Linked DNA regions of Homo sapiens: region 2 is linked to region 1. The links are chromatin loops, found by intact Hi-C in ENCODE. Cell type or tissue: dorsolateral prefrontal cortex. All regions are shown on one strand. Each heading gives the region's core, and the rest is flanking DNA. Links, peaks and the distances in the headings are about the cores only.

Region 1 (5,329 bases), core at 1-5,000:
GGCAAAATTTTAAGAAAAAGATTAACATAATTTGGATACATTTGTAATTTGGCATATAGAAAAGTAAATGTTTTACTTAAGTCAGGAAAAGTTAATAAATTATCTTAAAATGTTGCAGCATATTGTGCTAACCAAGTTATACTGAATTATCTTAAATATTTTCTTGTCCCCCAGGCTAATGATGGCTATAGCATTTTAACAAGAGGAGGAGGTTGAGTGATTGGGTGACCAATTGGAGTTCTTCCTTTAATTTTCAATGAGAGTCATTGGCAGTTGCGACAACCAACTATGTGTATTAAAGCCATTTTAAAAACTCACTCTTCTATGCCTGCTCCCTTACTTAGTTTATAAAATTTATTTGCTTAGAAAACTTTGGGAGACCAAAGTGAGAGGATCACTTGTGACCAAGAGTTGAGAGCATCCTGGGCAATATCATGAGATCTCATCTCTACAAAAGAAAAAAAAAAATTAGCCAGGTGTGGTAGCACACACCTGTAGTCCCAGCTACTCTAGAGGCTGAGGCAGGAGGATCATTTGAGCCCAGAAGTTTGAGACTGTATTGAGCTATGATCACACCACTGCACTCCAGCCTGGGAGACAAAGGGCGACCCTGTGTCTACAAATAAAGCAAAAGCTAACAAATAAAAAACCCTTCAATTTTCTGTTCATAAGTTACCTACAAAGAATACAAAAAAAATTATTGTCCAGTCATGTATCAACAGAACAATGTCAGTTCTGTGTGTGTGGTTTTTGTTTTTTTAACTGTTTTTAAAACTCAGCATTTATTTACTGAGCCCTAAATACAGACATAACCAGGCTAGGTCAGGTATATTTTTCTTCAGATGGTAAAACAAAGCACTATTACTTTGATAGTCACATTACTATGAAAATTACATTTAGATTACAGTTTAGATTACAGTTTATCTTTTACTTTGTAATCTGAAATAAAATACAATATCCCTTCATTTTTTTCAGCATCATTAGGATAACAAATTCTTTAGGTGAATTTTTCAGATAAACTGTTCCATTAAAACGCCAAATGGTGCAAAAGTAGGTGAACTATTGTTTAAAGTGTGCAATTTACTTACCTGTCTCTGAAAAGAGCATATTGGTGTTAACGTAACGTTTTCTTGATAGCCCAGGAGACATGGTAGTGACCTTCAGGGCTACTGAGGTACCTGACCAGAATCTTAAAGTGTGTGCATGTGTGTTTGAGAGAGACTGTGTGTGTGTGTGTGTGTGTGTGTGTGTGTGTGTATGTTCCCCTAGCCTAATGTAGAATGGGTTCTGACATTACCTTCTCGCTGTCAGTGAAGTAAATACCCAAGATTGTTAGAATTGTGTCCAAATTTAGAATAAATTGGCTAGGAATAGTGGCTCATGTCTGTAATCCCAGCACTTTGGGAGCCCATGATAGGAGGATCACCTGAGGCCAGGAGTTCAAGACCAGCCTAGGCAACATAGTGAGACCTTGTCTCTACAAAAAAAAATAAGAAAATGAAAATTTAGCCAGATGTGGTGGCACATGCCTGTAGTCCTAACTACTCAAGGTAAGAAGATCACTTGTGCCCAGTTGAGAAGATCATGCCCCTGCACTCCTGCCTGGGCAACAGAGTGCACTCTTGTCTCAAAATAAGTAAACTCTAAGGGTTTAAGAACTGCTTGGTTTATAGATTTTGTGGTCTCATTCAAGATTGCAAACACTTTTTTTGTTTTGTTTTTTAACTTCTATTTGGGTAAAGGGATGGGATTAGTGAGGTGTTAATGTAATTAAAATTTTCATTTGAATTTCTATTAGAAATCAACAAGACCTTTAATTTGCTAGTGACAACTTCTCCACAGGACCTTGAAAAAGTGAATTTACTTCTGAGTGTCCATTTTTATATACATAATTGTGTGTGAAAAGAACCTCACATGTAACTCACACCAATAGTTCTTAATGTTCTGGAATAATACGTATGTGTCTGACATTTGTTGTTTGCCTTCTGGTGTATAACTTGAAGAGTTTATGAGTCACAGTCAATTCACTGTAGTAGGTTTCTGATAAACATTTTAAAACATAAAAATGATAATTTTAAATGTCTAATTTCTGCTTTATTAACAAGCTCTTGGTGAGGTTAATTACAGGATTGAGTACAAAGCATAGGTGCTTCCACCTAAAATGTTCCTACTTTCCATTTTTAGTGCAGCCAAATAAGGTTCTCTCCTAATTAATTCAATAAAATATATTAATTGAACTAGTAAAATAGATTTTGCCTTCCATTTATTAAATTGGTTTATTATTTTTATTTATTTATTTATTTTTTTGAAACGGAGCCTTGCTCTGTTGCCCAGGCTGGAGTGCAGTGGCGCTATCTCAGCTCACTGCAGCCTCCGCCTCCCAGGTAGCTGAGATTACAGGTGTGTGCCACATGCCCAGCTAATTTTTGTATTTTTAGTAGAGACGAGGTTTCACCATGTTGGCCAGGCTGGTCATGAACTCCTGACCTCAGGTGATCCGCCCGCCGCAGCCTCCCTAAATTGGTTTTTACTTTAATTACATGATGTTTTAATTTAACATTTTTATGTTTTATGCTAGAGTAGGAAGCTTCATCAAACACGACAGTGTTTTGTACTGTTTCCTAAATAACAGAATTATGTGTAATGGTTTAATTATTTGGATTGAACAATAATGAACCAACTGGGTATTTTTTATGCAGCTTTACATGACTTCAAGGGAAATAAGGCTGAGACAAAAGATGAAGCATGAAAAAGACAGGTGAGTTTGGTAGCTGTAACCCTGTGTTTTCTCTCTAACTTCCTTAGCTGAGGCATAGATTAATGCCTTAGGAATTCTGTTTTCACAATAGTCTCTTTTTTGTCAATAAACAGAGAATTATGGGAGTTATCACTGCAAGGAAAATGATGAGACTCACTAGCCTTTTTTCAAATTTGCTTTCAAATATTATGTGTTTCATTCAGTTTTTATGACTTTTATTTCTGCTGTTCTCCCTTTCCCAACCCAGATATTTACATGCATTTGGGAAATACTCCAGAGACCATAACTACAAGTACCTTTAATAATACTGCCTAATCATTTTCAGAAATCTGATGAATAGAAGGATGTTAGAAGTGCTGAAGAAAGAAAATGCTAAGTGAAATTAGCCGGGCATGGTGGCCAGGCGCCTGTAATCCCAGCTACTCGGGAGCCTGAGGCAGGAGAATTGCTTGAACTCGGGAGGCGGAGGTTGCAGTGAGCCGAGATCACGCCATTGCAATCCAGCCTGGGTGACAAGAGTGAAACTCCGTCTCAAAAAAAAAAAAAAACCAGAACATGCTAGGTGATCTTCAAACACTATATTCCCTCTGGATAGATGAACTGAAAGTGACTCTTAATAAATGATGCTTAATTCTTTGTCTACAGATTGCTGCTCTCTGAACACTATAGTCGTCGAATCTCACAAGCGTACGGTCTGATGAATGAACTGTTATCTGAGTCAGTACAGCTACCAACTCTACCACAGAAACCATTGCCTAACAAACCCAGCCCTACTCAGTCTTCCAGTTGTCAACACTGCCCTTCTCCAAGAGGGTAAGACAAGGTTTCACATGCCATTTGGCAAGATAACGTCAGGCCTGATAAGAAGAAATGTAGCACTTTCGTGACCTAAGTTCAGTGCATTTGCATTTACCCTGCTTAGAGTTATGATGATAAAGGAAAAAAGTAGCCTCATAATCATGAGGTCTTTATACATTGATAGAATCACCAAGGAAAAAGGCAAAAATTGTGTTATATTTCTCACTAAGCTTACAGAGCATTTAGGTATTCCAGAAGTATGAAATTTGGTATCTGTGCAGTCCTGTTTTATTTAGTTGTTGTTAATATTTGCCTCCATAATTTGCCTTCTAACTGCTCATCCTATTTTCCCATGTGTCATCTTCTCTCTTTCAGAAACAGCCAGTCCCCAGCTGCTTACCACTTCCCTTTCTGCTACCCGCCCCAGACCTGCCCAGTTATGCTCATTCAGCTGTAGCTACTATTATGTATTTTACTTTAATCACCTGCAGAGGGGTTATATATGAGTTAATTAGGCAGGAATTAACTAAACATAGAATGCTGAAGAAAACTACCCAAGTATAAAATTTCTTATATATGGTCAACAAACATGCAAAGTTCTATTAATATCTGTTGGTGATCATAGGGTGAACATGAATTGGAGTACAGTGTTGTTAAGCATCAACACATTTGACAAAATAAATTATTAGAATTGTAAACATAATCACATAATTTAAGAGCCTAGAGGAGATACTACCAACACAAACCCAGATGTAATCAGATCATCTGTGTGTGTAGTGTAGAGTTTACTTCAAATACCAAAGATTCCCGTTGAGACTTTTCTAGAATAAAGCAGGGATTAAATACATATATAACTGCCCAATATATGGAGAATTTGAAATGGAGAGTGAGATAACCACAAAAAAGTTTTGTGAAAAAAAATGAGGTTTGAGGTATGAGATACAAAGAATAATTTGTTGAGAGTTATATGTTAAGTGCATCACTGAGGTACAGACTAGGCAGTATCAAGTGAATATAATCTGAGCTATATTTTGGTCTGTTTTTTCCTTAAAGTAACAGGGTCTTGCTCTGTCACCCAGGCTGGAGTGCAGTGGCATTCACAGGTGCAATCATGGCACACCACAGCCTCGACTCTCTGGGTTCCAGTGATCCTCCTGTCCCACCCTCGCCAGTAGCTGGGGCTATAGGCTTGCACTACTGTGCCCAGCTTAATTTGGGCTTTTTGAAATGTTAAAGTTTATCGCTGATATGAGATTCTGGGAATGTAATAATTATGTGATTTCTACTATAGAGAGAATCAACATGGTCACAGTTTTCTAATAAATCGACCTGGAAAAGTCAAATATATGTCCAAACCGAGTTATATCCATAAGAGGAAGTCTTTTGGGCAACCTCAAGGCTCACCTTGGCCACATGGTAAGACTTAAAGCTTTTTTATAAATTGTCTGATTTGGACCTATTCCTTCTTGTCTCCAAAGTTGTGTTTTCATTAGTAAAAGGTATAAGTCTTAGTAAAAAGGAGTTCTGATTTGAACAGAAGGCGAGGCATTGATAAAGACTTAGCTGTAATTTTTTTTTTTTCTGCTTTGAAGTAAGGCCCTAGGAATCTTCCTAAATGAATGGCTTTTTTTTTCTTTTTCTTTTTGAGGCAGAGTCTCGCTCTGTCACCCAGGCTGGAGTGCAGTGGCGAGATCTTGGCTCACTGCAAGCTCTGCCTCCCAGGTTCATGCCATTCTCCTGCCTCAGCCTCCCAAGTACCTGGGATTACAGGCG
Region 2 (5,388 bases), core at 312-5,311, 79 kb after region 1:
ATTTTTGATCCTTGGTGGTTAAATCCACAGATGTGAAACCCATGGATATGGAAGGCCAACTGTATTTGTACCAAAAAAAACAACAACAAAAACCAAAAACCTGGACAGACTGTTCTTGTATTTTTTTGAAGTGCATTCAATTCAGGTACTTTAATGCCATTCACCTCCTATTTCCTCATATTCTAATTCCTTCCTAGATATAAGCCACATAGACCTGCCTAACAATTGCAAAACATGTTTTTATTACATCAATCCTTCCTGGAAAAACATTATAAAACAGGTATATATCCAAATTGTTCCTTCTGGGTTGCTTACTATTTGCTTTTATATAAATAAGTCAGTGTAGACTGATCATTGTTTTAACCAGATGTGGCAGCTTCCTGTAGTGACAAAGCTTTGCAATGAAAAAGAACAATTAAAAAAATGCAAAGAGCACAGAATTCTTCTATATTATTTTTCTTTATCAAAGGGCTTTAATAAATGTTCTTAAGATACCCTATGGAGGAGGGGTAGAAGAAAGTATTGTTATCTCTATTTTACTAATGAAGAAACTGATGAACAGACAAATGGCTTGCTCAAGGTTACCCAGGAAGTCAATGGCCATGACAAGAATGCAACCCAGTTGTTTTAATCCTCAGACCTACATTCTATACACCAAATCCTACTGCTAATAGAAACATATTAAAGTAAATCAACAATTTAGATTCACAATATTTAAAAATATGCTCTATCCCTCTCAAATAGCTACAAATTATAAAGAAATTTAGACTTACCTAGACCAATGATAGCTTTTGTTTGTACTTCTTCATCTGAGTGTTTTGTAAAATACATCAATAGTTCAAGTACTTTATCTTTTATGTTAACCTAAGGGGAGGAAAACACATTAAAGTGTTCATGAACAGTAACTTAGATTAATTTTCAACTATAAAGGAAAAAAATACCTTAAAACAATGAGAATTTGTGTGAACTTTATTAAAAAAATAAGTAACCAATTCCATTTATTTTAGAACAGTGGCATTCAAAGTATCAGTCTGTGACAAAGAAGCTTGTTTCGGAATGTAAATCAGTGCATTGTTTCCTTCATTGAAAAAAATTTTTTTTAAAAAGTCAGCTGTTGATGTCAACAGTGTGCTACTGTTACAAAACTGATATAACTTGTCAGGGAAATTTCATTATCTGGTTACACACCAGTAACAAAAAGTTGATGGATTAGCAGCCAGTCTGAGGACCACGTTTTGAGCAGCACTGTTTTCAGAATTTTCATTAAACCAGACTACTCTAATGTTGCCTTCATCCTGGGTCACTACTGTCATTCTCAGATCACAGTGCCATATAGCTCTATGTTTTATAGCATTTTAAGTATTACTACCTTTACCTTGCTGTTGCCTTTAAAATCTTCCAGATCAAAATCAAAATGCCGACATAGTGCTCCAACGGTGAAAAGGGATCTAAGAAGTGCTGGTTTGTTTGTTAGAAGTGAAGTGTTATTTGGGTCCTCTTGGTGTTGACTTTTTAATTTTGAAATGGCACCTAATAAAGATAAGTAATATTTACTTATAATATTTATCTTTGAATTACTAAGTTCAAGTAATTACTACTAATGAATTACAATTTTTTTTTTGAGATGGAGTCTCACTGTCACCCAGGCTGGAGTGCAGTGACATGATCTTGGCTCACTGCAACCTCCGCCTCCCGTGTTCAAGTGATTCTCCTGCCTCAGCTTCCCAAGTAGCTGGGATTACAGTCGTGTGCCACCACGCCTGGCAAATTTTTGTATTTTTAGTAGAGAGACGGGGTTTCACCATGTTGGCCAGGCTGATCTCGAACTCCCGACCTCAGGTAATCCACCCGCCGTGGCCTCCCAAAGTGCTGGGATTACAGGCATGAGCCACTGTCCCCAGCCAATTAATTTTTACTAATGGTTCTAAATATTAAATATGTCTAGAATTATGAGAGTGCTCTTCAGAGTCTAAACTAATGTAAGAAAATTTAAATTTTACTTTTCACAGTGCGCAAAAAATTTACCAATCTTTACTTATCAGGAGATAAATTTCTGAAGTAATCACAGTGGGTTCTTCAGGAAATACAAAAGACACTAGAAAATATTGTTTCTGAGAGGACCACGGTGGATAATCACACCTCATAATTTCCTCGAGTCTAGCCTTTTATCAAATGTGTTTAAAATGAGCTGACCCCCTGCAGGACCTAGCAGAATAATTTTAAAACCCTGGTATTGAACTTACCATAGTATCTATTGAAACAAGCCCACACAAATTTAAAATTTTGTGTCACTTTATTTACAACAGCTCCAAGACAGCTCACACAATGTTGCACTACCTAAAAGATATAGAAAATGTTTAGATAAAAGTTAAAAATATACTATTTTAAAAACTTAGCTTTTTACAAATATTTGCTTTAAAAATTTTAATAAAATACATTAGAACTTTACACTAATGAATAAAGAAATGGTAAACTGAGTGCTTACAGTCATGCCATATTTGATGATGAGCTTCATTAGATCTTCCTCAATAGTGGCAAGAAAAGTTTCACTTGGATGCTCCATCAGTGGTACAACTAGCTCTAGGATTTTTGCAACATTGCAGATAACCATGAAATCATTTTGCGTCTATAAGAATAAAATTAATGCTTTATGAATATCCAAAACCTGAAAAGAAACTATATACAGCTTTACGTATTTGGGGGCAGAAATAGGGCATTTTGCACGTAAAGGTCCAGTTAAAAAAAAAAGTCTGTTAGAGTTTTTTTTTCAAGGTATGGAAGGAGAAGCACCAGCATGTCAGGAATATGTACCGACAACTAACTTACCAAAATGTGACTTTGGGGTCACTTAATCACAATGTTATATTTTTTCCCTAAAATGTAACACAAGTCAATTCTAAACAAAGGTATTTACATATTGACAGCATTATACAAAGACTGGTACAGTTTTTACGATTAGTATTTTCCAAACTGTGTATGTTAACCCAGTAGTTCTCAATCAGGAATAAGCTTCTTCCCCCGTATCCTGACACAGGAGTATTTGGCAGTATCTGGAGACATTTTTGGTTGTCACAATGGGAGCCACTACTGGCATCTAGTGGATAGAGGCCAGGGATGCTGCTTAACAACCTGCAATGCACAGAACAATCCTTGACAACAAAGAATCATCTAGTCCTGTCAATAGTGCTGAGGTTGAGAAACCCTGTGTTAAAATTTTCTATGACAGATAAACATGTAGAATCCCAGAACCAGGCAGAAGGCTTCTTTACTTCTAAGAAACACAGTCTTGCTCAATTGCCCAGGTTGGAGTGCAGTGGCACAATCACAGCTCAATGCAATCCTGCTCCTGAGCTTGAGCGATTTTCCTGACAGTCTCTCGAGTAGCTAGGACTACAGGCGCATAATACCACACCCGGTTAATTTTTTAATTGTCTTTTTTTTTTTTTGAGACAGAGTCTTGCTCTGTTGCCCAGGCTGGAGTGCAGTGGCATGATCTTGGCTCACTGCAACCTCTGCCTCCCGGGTTCAAGCAACCCCCTGACTCAGCCACCCGAGTAGCTGGGATTACAGGCGCCCACCACCATGCCTGGCTAATTTTTGTATTTTTAGTAGAGACGGGGTTTCACCATCTTGGCCAGGCTGGTCTAGGACTCACGACCTCGTGATCCACCTGCCTCGGCCTCCCAAAGTGCTGGGATTACAGGTGTGAGAAACTGCGTCCGGCCTTAATTTTCATTTTTGTAGAGACAGGGTCTCACTATGTTGCGCAGGCTGGTTTTGAATTCCTGGCCTCAAGTGATCCTCCTGCCTTGGCCACCCAAAGTACTGGGATTACAGGTGTGGGCCACCATGCTCAGCCTAGGACTTCTTTATTTTAAATTTAAATGTGTTATTTCTTTGATTAGAAAAACTAATAAGCATGTTTAAAAAAACAGGTAGAGACTTTTTAAAAAAAACCAAAAGGTAGAAAAGGATTTACAATAAAAAGTCTTGTTTCTATCTATCCTCCAGCCACCCAGTTCATTTCCCCAAAGGCAATCAAAGTTATATGTGTGTGTGTGTGTGTGTGTGTGCGCGCGTGTGTGTAGTAAGGCTTTCAATGCATGTTTTTAATCTAGTTTTTTTTTTTCCTTTCTTTTTTTTTTTTGAGACGGAGTCTCGCTCTGTCATCCAGGCTGGAATGCAGTGGCGCGATCTTGGCTCACTGCAACCTCCGCCTCCTGAGTTCAAGTGATTCTCCTCAGCCTCCAGAGTAGCTGGAGGCATGGAAGGAGAAGCACCAGCATGTCGGGAATATGGATCGACAACTAGCCTGCCACCACGCCTGGCTAATTTTTGTATTTTTAGTAGAGATGGGGTTTCACCATATTGGCCAGGCTGGTCTTAAACTCCACACTTTGTGATCTGCCTGCCTCGGCCTCCCAAAGTGCTGGGATTACAGGTGTGAGCCATCATGTCCAGCCTTAATCTAGTTTTTAAGCTACTAATCCTCATTGTTAGTAATGGATTACCGGCATAGATTTTGGACTTTTTTTTTTGACACAGAGCCTCGTTCTGTCACCCAGGCGGAAGTGCAGTAGCACAGTCTCGGCTCACTGCAACCTCCGCCTCCAAGGTTCAAGCGATTCTCCTGCTTTAGCCTGTCGAGGAGCTGGGACTATAGGTGCGCACCACCATGCTTGGCTAATTTTTGTATTTTTAGTAGAGACAGGGTTTCACCATGCTGGCCAGGCTGGTCTTGAACTCCTGACCTCGTGATCCGCCTGCCTCGGCCTCCCAAAGTGCTGGGATTACAGGCGTGAGCCACCGTGCCCAGCCCATTTTGGACTTTTTGAGTGCATTAACACACTAGTTAAAAACATTCCCACCACTTGGCTTGTAGGAGTATTAATTACAAAAAAAAGAAATTCCCACATCATATTCATCCTTCCTTTTAGGATCCCCACAGGATTAAAAAGAAAAGATAAATTCTTTTTAAGTAGCATAGAAATCCTGTTGTTTCCCATAATGAGTTAAAGTGGGTCTAGGGATAGAAGAATTTTTGTTGGGTAAGATATTCATTTGAGAACCAGTGCTAGCATTTTACTTAAAAAAAAAAAAAATGTAGTGGCTGGGCACAGTGGCTCACGCCTATAATCCCGGCTCTTTGGGAGGCCACAGTAGGCAGATCACTTGAGGCCCGGAGTTCAAGACCAGCCTGGCCAACATGGCAATTCCCTGTCTCTACTAAAAATACAAAAATTAGCCGGGTGTGGTGGTGCACACCTGTAAAATCCCAGCTACTTGGGTGGCTAAGGCATGAGAATCGCTTGAACCTGGGAGGCGAAGGTTGCAGTCAGCCAGAAGTGCAGGACTGTACTCCAGCCTGGGCAACAGAGCAAGACTGTG

Evidence for each region. Hi-C counts contacts between places; a loop is a spot of excess contacts. Peaks named below come from ENCODE experiments on the same cell type or tissue, not always from the same donor. Only the 100,000 strongest peaks of a DNase experiment are listed, where the experiment ranks them.
Region 2: it touches region 1 in a loop (4-fold over the local background); 6 of 110 quality-filtered maps call a loop at or near these places.

Annotation. Positions count from the first base shown.
Region 1 is chr5:37,119,859-37,125,187 of GRCh38, reverse strand. CPLANE1 (ciliogenesis and planar polarity effector complex subunit 1) reads left to right here. Exons shown (of 53, transcript NM_001384732.1): 48 at 2,700-2,758; 49 at 3,404-3,571; 50 at 4,848-4,972. Among named protein-coding and RNA genes, the nearest start is that of CPLANE1-AS1, 130 kb to the left of the region's middle. In dorsolateral prefrontal cortex, for the core only: no CTCF peak of the experiment used is centred there; no DNase peak of the experiment used is centred there.
Region 2 is chr5:37,041,585-37,046,972 of GRCh38, reverse strand. It overlaps NIPBL (NIPBL cohesin loading factor), which reads right to left. Exons shown (of 47, transcript NM_133433.4): 35 at 2,486-2,626; 36 at 2,244-2,337; 37 at 1,376-1,530; 38 at 774-864. Among named protein-coding and RNA genes, the nearest start is that of NIPBL, 170 kb to the right of the region's middle. In dorsolateral prefrontal cortex, for the core only: CTCF peaks have their summits at 2,892 and 3,093 (motif pointing left); a DNase peak (open chromatin) is centred at 3,101; H3K4me3 peaks cover 599 bases; H3K27ac peaks cover 3,133 bases.